Linked DNA regions of Homo sapiens: region 2 is linked to region 1. A link is a loop called in an ENCODE intact Hi-C map of the cell type or tissue named here. Cell type or tissue: psoas muscle. All regions are shown on one strand.

Evidence for each region. Peaks named below come from ENCODE experiments on the same cell type or tissue, not always from the same donor. Only the 100,000 strongest peaks of a DNase experiment are listed, where the experiment ranks them.
Region 2: a loop joins it to region 1, with 2.6 times the contacts of the local background. A loop is called at or near these places in 4 of 110 quality-filtered maps.

The regions. Positions count from the first base shown.
Region 1 is chr14:90,573,040-90,578,039 of GRCh38, forward strand. All of the region lies in intron 19 of TTC7B (tetratricopeptide repeat domain 7B), which reads right to left. Among named protein-coding and RNA genes, the nearest start is that of TTC7B-AS1, 67 kb to the right of the region's middle. RefSeq lists an enhancer at 1,341-2,214. In psoas muscle, no CTCF peak of the experiment used is centred here; DNase peaks (open chromatin) are centred at 1,972 and 4,482; H3K27ac peaks cover 3,352 bases.
Region 2 is chr14:90,406,702-90,411,701 of GRCh38, forward strand. CALM1 (calmodulin 1) reads left to right here. Exons shown (of 6, transcript NM_006888.6): 6 at 1-1,567. Among named protein-coding and RNA genes, the nearest start is that of CALM1, 12 kb to the left of the region's middle. In psoas muscle, no CTCF peak of the experiment used is centred here; a DNase peak (open chromatin) is centred at 2,800; H3K27ac peaks cover 3,458 bases.

The DNA.
Region 1 (5,000 bases):
GGGTTGGGGGGCAGTGCGTGAAACACAGCCCCTCTGCCATCTTCTCACAAAGGGCTGATGGCTTTCTGTCCCTTTCCAGGCCCTCAGCCTTGCCTTGGAAACTTCATTTAAGGGGATGGCCCCTTCATGCTTTTAATCTAGATTTCGTCACTTCTCAGCATTGGCTGTGAAATATAATGGCCTCCGTCCTAGCCTTGGGGAATGCTCATCCTGCAGGTGGACGCAGCAGTTCTCCTCCTTCCCCACTGCAGGGTGGGGGCTCCATCTCACTGCTGTCCCGATGCTCTTTCCATGGTTCTCAGTGCATGGTCCCTCTCCGGCTCACGGTCCCTCTCAGCTCACGGTCCCTCTCCGGCTCACAGGCCCTCTCCGGCTCACGGTCCCTCTCCGGCTCACGGTCCCTCTCAGCTCACGGTCCCTCTCCGGCTCACAGGCCCTCTCCGCCTCACGGTCCCTCTCAGCTCACGGTCCCTCTCCGGCTCACGGTCTCTCTCAGCTCACGGTCCCTCTCCGGCTCACGGTCCCTCTCCGGCTCACGGTCCCTCTCCGGCTCACGGTCCCTCTCAGCTCACGGTCCCTCTCTGGCTCATGGTCCCTTTCGGGCTCATGGTCCCTCTCTGGCTCACGGTCCCTCTCGGCCCACAGGCCTCTTCAAAGCGGCCTCACCCCACTTCACTCCACTTGCTGTCCACTCCGCCAAGCCCTGGCTGACCCCTGCCATCTGCTTCTGCTTCACACCTTTTCTCAACCTGTCAAAGGGACTGGAGGCGGACCCGAGCCTCCTGCTAATATTCTCCAGCACACATTTGTTCCCTAGCAATACTTCCCATCCTGGCCTTATCAGCTCCCCTCCACGCAACCTTCTTGGCTCCCTTCCATGTTCTTCTCTCTCCTGAAAGCCCTTGTTCCCTTCTTACTTTCCAACCTCACACTTGCCCTCAAAAGCCCAGGCTGACGTTATCAGAGGGCAACCAGATGTCAGTGTTTGCACAGCCTGTCCCTGTCCTGGTGATTTTGTCCTTGGCCTGGGAATGACTGTCCAGGGATGCTGGTTCTCTGCTCCTCTGTCCACCATGAGCCATGCTTCTCTCCTCTCCCCACCCCAGAACATGGAATAACTGCTTTGGAAAAAGTTGCTCTATGTTTCTTTAATTCATTTTGCATACTGGGAGCTAAAGGCTTTTTAACATAGCACACGAATAAATGTAAATTTATACACTTATGCAAAAATAATACAAAAATATGCCTTTAGATTTTCTGGAAAAAGTCTGGTCAGTCTATGAATTCCTCCCCTTGTCAACAACATTACTTGGCAACTCCTTATCCCTCTAGCATGCTGCTCCCGTAATACCTGCCCATCCTCAGCAATCTCTGCCTCCCTTGTCTTGTGCTAACTCATTATTGCTAATAAACACATGATTTCTCTGCTCCCTTCTCACTACACATGAATTTAGACACATACATGAAGGCTAAAGCTATTAGAAGATCGTCCGTTTCCTCTGGGGTTGAATTTACATTTCTCTTGTCAAGTCTGACCTCTGATTTACTGTTCATGAATACTAAAGTCACTCTTGCTTTTTAACAATACTAACAGGTTTGCATTTCTGCTTAAGCCATAGCCCTCCTGCAAGCTGCTGATCTGGCACCTGCTGCCACTTACAACTCCTGGCATAACTGTTCTCTGCCGTCACATCAGCCACCTGACCACCACCTGTGACACAGACAATGAGGCTTCCTTCTCCCTAACAGCCCCCACTGACTGCTTGTCCCCTGGCTCCTTGCCTTCCTCTCTGAGCATCAGGGCTGCTGCAAGCACACTTTCTACCCTCTCCCATGATCCACGACCTGTCTCCCAGTTGGCTCCTTCCCTTGGAGCCTCCGTAGTTGGCTCTTTGATGCTCCCTAGGGCTCTGTTCTTTAAACTCCTTCTAGTCTTGACCTTCTGACCCTGGCCTCCCTGGCCTCCCCCTCGCCGCTCTCCCTGTGTGCCAGGCAACTGTCAACGCTCAGCTCTGTTTCCGCCACTCTCCGCCACACAGGTCGGGGCCCTGCCTCCTCCCTGGGGCTTGACCTGGTAAGACAGCCTCTCATCTCCCTGCTGACACCTTCCTCTTAACTCAGGGGCTTGCAAACCAATCCACCTTCCGTGAGGGTAGAGACAGAACCTTTTGTGACTTAGCAAGAGATGTCAGTTCTTGGGTTTAATCTGTCTGCATGTTGTATTGGCGCGGTTATCCTCATTTATATAGCTGAGGAAAATGAGGCACCAAGAGGGTGAATAACCTGTCCAAGGCCCCACAGCGAATGGGGCCAGAGCTGTGATTCTAACCCAGGCCAGCCTGGCTCCAGGGCCTCCTCCTGGGCCTCTAGGGTATACGTGAAGACCCCCTTCCTCCCTTCCTCCATCGAAGGGCACAGAAACACAGCTTCCCTGTGTAGCTTGTAGGGAAGAGGACAGAGAGGGAGTGTGATGTCTCAGGGCTGAAGAGCCTGTGGGGTCCATGGGCTGCCCCTCCACAGGCACCAGAGGGTCCTGCAGCACCAGTGGGAGGGGGGCCTGCCCTTGGCTGCATGGGGCTCCCCCTGGCTGTGGGCTGGGCTCCTGGGGACAGGCTGGGGAGAACACAGGCCAGGTGCATCATTTAGAAAATCACCAAGAAGGCGTGCTCAAGCTACCTTCGGGAGCCACACTGATCAGTCACTGGGCAAAGTTTCTGACTGCGAGACTCTAAACTCCTCAAATCTGTAGTCTCGCTCTTCTCATCCTGCCTCCAATCTGGATGGTTTTTCAATATCTCAGGATCCACGGAGAGAGGTTTTAATAGTTTATTATGATGACCCCTCTCTACTGGCAAGATCTCCAAAGCAGCTCATGTCTCTGAGCCTAGTAAGGCTCAGTCATTGCCGATGGACCCAGCAGGCGGGGCTCACCATGGCCCTAGTCTCACTCACCAGCTCCCTCGTGCTGGGTCAACTGCTTGCTCCTTTCAGAAAGGAAAGTGCCTGGCATGTGTCAGGCATCTCAGGTGTCTTGAAAAGCTCCAAAGGTGAAACAGAAAACTCTCCCGGTGCGATTTTCCTATTTGATCTTTTGTCTCATGTGTTCCCCTTGGGGATGAACAAGAAATACTTCCCTGAATAATTCATAGTCCCCGAGATGGAAACATGCAGCCTCTTTTTAATAAAAAGGCTGGGACATGGCGGGGATTGTACGTCTTCTAGATGCTCTCAGCAAAAGCACAGAGATCTGACAAGCTCTTTACAAATTCCTCTTCTAATAGTGAGAAAAAAATTAAAAGCCATGTAGTATTTTTAATCAAACAGACTAACATTTGGATAATATGTAAAATTATTTATAAATCTGTTTGGGGCCACAGAAGACTCACAAAGGGAAGTTGGAAAAAATTAAGTAGCTGTAATTATGGTAAGGTTTGATTTCTTTTTAAAACTGAAAATGACTGTCTTCAGTTTCCTATTTCATGAGCACCTACTAGGTGCCAGGAACTCTGCTAAGATTATTATGTAAATCATTTCATTCTTTCTCACAACATCCCACTGGGGTAGGAGCCCAATTCACCTAAACACAACAAGGTGCCTAAAGGTTAAGTGACAAGTCCGAGCTTCCCCAGGAGTCAGGACCAGGGCTTAGTTCGAGTGCAGATGTAACTTGTAAGCAGACACTCTTTCCATGGGGCCTAATTCCCAGTGCATCAGCATTCTTCTGCTGGAAACCAGCAGTTAGTGCCCAGCCCCTTTCTACATTTTGCAACATTACTATGAGAAATGGCAAGATAATGAAGGCTTTGGGATGCTTTGGGGAACATTTTACTTATTAGTTACAAAACCACATCCTATTAGTCTTGGACAGACACAGCCTGTCTAGTCAAATGCCTTCATTTTGCAGAAAGGACACTGAGGTGCTGAGAGCTTAGGGGCCTTTCCTGAGGTTAAAGAGCAAGCAGCTGATGTCGCTGGGACCAGAACTGTGTCCTCAGACTCCCTGTCCAGTGCTCACTCTTCCATATCACACACCACCATCTGGTTATGGGTGCTAAGCCTCCACGGGTGCGGACACGAAGGGCCCTGAGCTTTATAATAAAAGGCTCTTCTTTCCTGCGGTTCATGACATCAGCGATGTCTACTGCTAAAAATGAAACAACAATTCAGAACCAAAGCCCAGCATGCAGGCCCAGGGAACGTGGCACGGCTTTTCACAAGCTCCTCAGACCCTGGTAACTTGTGAGTTTCAATTCAGACCCTCGCAGGAAGATGACAGAGGACTGCCGAGGCAGCTGCACTAACACACGTTCATAACGGACAGAACCCTCCTGAGCGAGCAGTGTCCCCACCTAACTGAAACCGACACGGCCAGGTGGCCGGCTCCAGGGTCTCTCAAGAATGATCCATGGCAAGGGGTGGGAGCAGCAGGGCAACCCCAGGCTTTTGGCCCAGGCTGTAGACGAAGGATGTGCACTCGTTGAGCGCCGCCACACCCCTGTGCAGTGTGGACACTAGGGTGACTCATCTGCCTCCCACCTCTCAGGGCAACATGGCCAGACACCCCCGCTGGTAGGATGCTCCCTCCCAGCCAATGGCCTCAGAGACATGCTGGAGTCTCAGGCTCCCTTAAGGCAAGAGAGTCTCCCAGTTTGTAAAGTGTTCTGACTGTCATCCTGAAGTCTCCCCGGGATGTGGAAACCCCCGAAGGTGGCTACTGCAAGCAGCACAGAGGCTGAGATGACAGTGACAATGCCCCACGGCCACAAGAATGTCTTTATCAAACCCAGAGCCACAGGGTGGCTTAGACTGCTGGCCAGGAGACCACAGCACCTAACAGGATGTCGGGTAGGGCTGCTGAGGCTATACACAGCCAACTCTGGGGGTGCCATTTGCATAAACTATGGTAGAAACGGTGCCCTCTGGCTTCAGGCCATGTGACAGCCTGGCAAGCTAACTGCATGGGGCCTTTGGAAGCAGAAGAGGGTGTGAGGGTCATGTGC
Region 2 (5,000 bases), 170 kb before region 1:
GAGGAGATGTTGACACTATGAGCTAAGGGTTGGCTTTTGTAATTACCTGAATCTGAAAGGAATGCCTAAGGTTACCTTGGGGTTTCTCTTCTGGTGAGATAGGGTTCCTGGTTTGAGTAAGTTAATGTCCTGGATATTTCTTGTGGCAGGGGGTGGTCAAAGAGCCTGATTGCTGACCCAGTCTCAGGCCTGTGGTCGATGACCTCTCGGTAGTTTCAAAGGGGGCTGGAGGGGGATATTTGACTTGTTTTTTCGAAATGTAGCCTTCTAACCCTCAAGTCTTTAGAAGCTGGGTGGACTCTTAGTGGTCCTGCAGCGTATCCTAAAAGACTACCTTTGAAACAGGATTCTTGTATGGCCAGGATCCTGTCTGGGAACCAGAAACCCTACACCCTCCCCCTCCAGGGAATGCTGAGTTCCAGTTTTGAGCAGAGGTGAGGCAGAATCCACTGTAGCCTTCCGCCCTGGTATTTGGGGGGATGACCAGCCCAGGCGTTGGGTGTTAGTCTGCATGAGTTTGTGAGAGGAAATAGCTGGGTGTCCTGGCAGTGCCCTTGAAGTTGGTTAGGACCTTCCTGTAAACTCTTGCCCCTACTTCTAACTACTCTATAAATATATACATATATTTATATATAAAGTGATTAGTTGAACTGGCATCCTGCTTTAGCCTGAGACTTGCCATAAGAAACTGCTGAGTACTTGGCAAACCCTTTCATAGTTTTGTTCTCCATCTGTTTGGGGTAGGTGTTGAGCGAGGCAAATGGATCTCGATATTTCAGATGGGCTTTTGATGCACTGTTGCCAAGGAAGGCTTTTTCTGATTTTTTGACAAATGAATTTTTGCACACTTTCATTGGTGTCTTTCGGCAACTTACACACATTGAAAATGAGCTATTGTACATATTTTTATATTCTCTTTATAAATGCATGTCTGATTGTACTTGTAACAATATTGTAATGAACGGCTGTGCAGTAGGCCCAGCGCTGCTGTGTCTCGTCAGAGGAATAGCTTACCACGAACCCCTCAGCATACTGGGAATCTCTTCCTGAACAACGAATGTAAATTTGGTCAAGTCTACTCTTCCGTTCATTCAATTATTTTAAGCATTTGAATTATTTATTGTATATCCTAAATATATTTCTCCTTTGGCAGTGACTAGATTTCCACTAATGTGTCTTAATCTATCCCTCCAGCTGGCAGTTACTGTTTTTTTAATCCCCTGAAGTTGTCCTGTAGGAGACAGAAATTCTTTGCTGTCTGTATCCCTTGGAGTAAGAAGGTAGTGGCATGGGTGGAGTGTGTGTTCTTTCTCCAAATCTATTATGATGTTTATTAAACACTTCTGTAGCAAAGATGGTGGTAGTTCTTTTGTTACTGAAGTTGCCCTTCACCATGGCTATTTGAAAAGGAGATGTACTTGGACGTTTCTGTAAATCTTGAGATAAACTGTTTGGAGATTTAACCACCTCTCTGATGGGGGACCAACTCTATGGAAATTGTAAATACGTTTTATTTATAAACCTGGCACTGTATTCAATAAACATTTCTGCAGCCTTTCATCTCTAACTGCGAACTGTGTAGGTTTCTAGCTTGCATAGCTTTCAATTCCTTTTGCTCTCAACAAGATAGACCTGCCCTCAGATGTAATTTCACTGGGTCTCTAGTACTGTGAGAGTGAGGGGCCAGAAATAACCGTAGACACATCCCACAACCGTCTTACCCTAGTTTTAAGTAGTTTGAGTGTTAATAGCTGACATTTTAACCTATTCTCTTAGCCTATTAACTTGTCCATGCTTGCTTTTTATGCGGAAAATTTACACCATAAGGATTAGTTTCCTTTTAACCCCAATCCAAGCCTCTTTAGGACTTGTATAAAGAAATACATTTTTTTCAATAAGATGGGAATTTTAGATGACAACCAAGATGATACCTTGGTTCATGTCAAGAGCGGGACAGCTGAGGAAAGTGGGGTGGGATGCAAGTACAATTTAGGACCTTGGCATTGAAGCCTTCCCCTTAGTCAACACTGGCCCAGACCCTGGTTCTTAGATGTAGCAGGAGAGGCTGCCTGCTTCTGCCCCCTTTGCTTCCAGAAAGGCCTTTTCCAGCTGCCTCGTGTGTTTCCCACTCTGCCCAGAAGGAGTGAGAGGGCTGAAAAGCGGGGCGGGATAAGGCCCTGCTTTCGACAGAAGGCTTGAGACACATCTCCAGAAAGCATTTAAAGAGCCCCTCCTGCACATAGGAGCTGGGACTATAAGGACATGGTCATCACCGTGGAGACGGCCCTCTGCTCTGAGGCTTTAGACCTGGCTTCTGGATTTGGTTCTGTCCCTCCAGCCTCAGGCAGGTTCTTTACCTTTCCCAGGCCTTGGTATCCTCCTTGGTAAGATCATATTGGACTTGGTACCTTCTGCCTGTGGCTTTCTAGGATTATGACCGACCTGGTTTGGCATCACTTTGTGTTTAGATAGATGAAATTGCAGCCTAAAGGATGGGAGGCAAAATTGTGTAGGAGTGCTGTGTCCTTTGAGATGACAAATGGGATTTAAAAATTCTCACCAGCTTCATGTTGGAGGTGGAGTGGAGGTTAAGCTTGCTATTAAGACGTGATGTAATATTGGAACCTGGGTCAGAGAAACTGATTGTTAAGTGACTTCCATTCTCCCAGGACGGAAATAGGAGGCTACCACTGGGCCTGTAAGGGATTCAGTCCAAGTGACATCATCTGGTTTTCAGCAGCTCCGGTTTAGAAAAACACACACACATTTCCGATTCAAGCTGAACTTTCCCGGGCACTGGGGGGCTGGAGCACCCAATGACTCAGGATGCCTTAGAAGGAAATAAAACATAAAGCTTTTTATAGCTTGGTGCTTCTCTCCCACTGCCCTCAACTCTCTGCCAAGGAGTGGGAGGAGTTAGCTCATGGACCAGAACTCCCATTAAAGCCCCTGAACTCTGATTAAATCAAGTGGCAGTTTTCCTCATGAGAATTATGTTCTTTGTGTCAGGAACCTTAGGAATGAGTGTGAATTGACACATTCAGATTGTGGGGTTTTTTTTTTCTCTTTTGAGGTGGGGTCTCATTCTCACTCAGGCTGGAGTGCAGTGGCACAATCACAGCTCACTGCAGCCTCCACCTCCCAGGTTCAAATGATCCTCCCACCTCAGCCCCCCCAGTAGCTGGGACTACAGGGATGTGCTGCTGTGCTCAGCTAATTTTTAAATTTTTTTATGCAGACGCGGTTTCACATGTTGCTTAGGCTGGTCTCAAACTCCTGGGCTCAACAAATCCTCCCACCTTGGCCTCCCAAAGTGTTGGGATTACAAGTGTGAGCCACTGTGCCTTGGCTCAGATAATTTTTTTTTTTTTTTTTTTTTTTTTTTGAGACAGAGTCTTGCTCTGTCACTCAGGCTGGAGTGCAGTGGTGTGATCTTGGCTCACTGCAACCTTCGCCTCCTGGGTTCAAGCAATTCTCCTGCCTCAGCCTCCTGAGTAGCTGGGACTACAGGCGCACACCACCACGTCTGGCTAATTTTTGTATTTTTAATAGAGACGGAGTTTCACTATGTTGGCGAGGCTGGTTTTGAACTCCTGACCTCAGGTCATCTGTCCGCCTTGGCCTCCCAAAGTGCTGGGATTATAGGCATGAGTCACTGTACCCAGCCCCAGATAGTCTTTTCAATATCATATCTTAGTTTTATTTTCAGTTTTACAAAGGCTAAAAGGAAAATCCAGAGTTTCCTCTAGCAATATAATTATTTGAACATTTTGTTACAACAAGATCTTTAGATCCTGGCTGTATGTAAGCATGTTTGCTTTTAAACTGATTTTTCATTTTGAGTCTTTGTATACCCTTCAAGTTGTGATTTTTTTTAAGTTACTGCATTTTTTAGCAAAAGATAGATTTTTTCCTGCATAGACATATCAGAATCAAGATTTGAGATAGATTGTTTTAAAAATGGAAAATAAGTAAAAAAGTAATTATAAAATCATATCTTAGTTAAAAGGAACAGGTCATATAGGTAAAACTTCCTCTGAGTGCAGGTATCCATATCTGGTGATTCTCAAACTTGGAATACTTCTAACACTGGACATCTAATCCTGTTTCCACAAGGCAGAACTTGGGCTTTCTCCCTTTCAATGACAAGAAGTTAATTAACAGCCCATTCCCATTTTTATTTTTATTTTTTTGAGATGGAGTCTTGCTCTGTCGCTCAGGCTGGAGTGCAGTGGCCTGATCTCCACTCACTGCAAGCTCCGCCTCCCAGGTTCACACCATTCTCCTGCCTCAGCCTCCCGAGTAGCTGGGACTACAGGCGCTCACCACCACACCCTGCTAATTTTTTGTATTTTTAGTAGAGACGGGGTTTCACCGTGTTAGCCAGGATGGTCTCAATCTCCTGACCTTGTGATCCACCCGCCTCAGCCTCCCCAAGTGCTGAGATTACAGGCATCAGCCACCGTGCCTGGCCAACCCATTCCCATTTTTACAAAAGCATTTTTCTGAATTTAATAGAAATGCTGTTGATTATTTAAAATTTGTGATGTCAAATGACCCATAACCTATAAACTATAGCTGAGACTCTGTATTTCCTTTTGGAATTTTTTTCTCACCATATGGATGCAGAGATAGGGTTTACAACATGGGGTCCCACTGTATGTGTAAGTTTTTTTTTTAATAAGCATACTATTCTTTAGTATGTACAATTACATGTTGTATATATACGAATATATTACAATCTTCTTACTCCTTATAACTTTTTCTCCTCACGATATAATTTATGTACCATAAAATTCACCTTTTAAAAATACACAATTTGGTGGTTTTTAGTATATTGACAGGGTTGTACAACCATCACCACTATATAATTTTAGAACACTTTCATCACCCTGAAAAACCCTGTACCCATTGGCAGTGATTCCCATCTTCCTTTCTGCCTCCTTCCCCCCATCCCCTAATCCCCGGAAACTACTATATTTTCTGTCTCCATGGATATG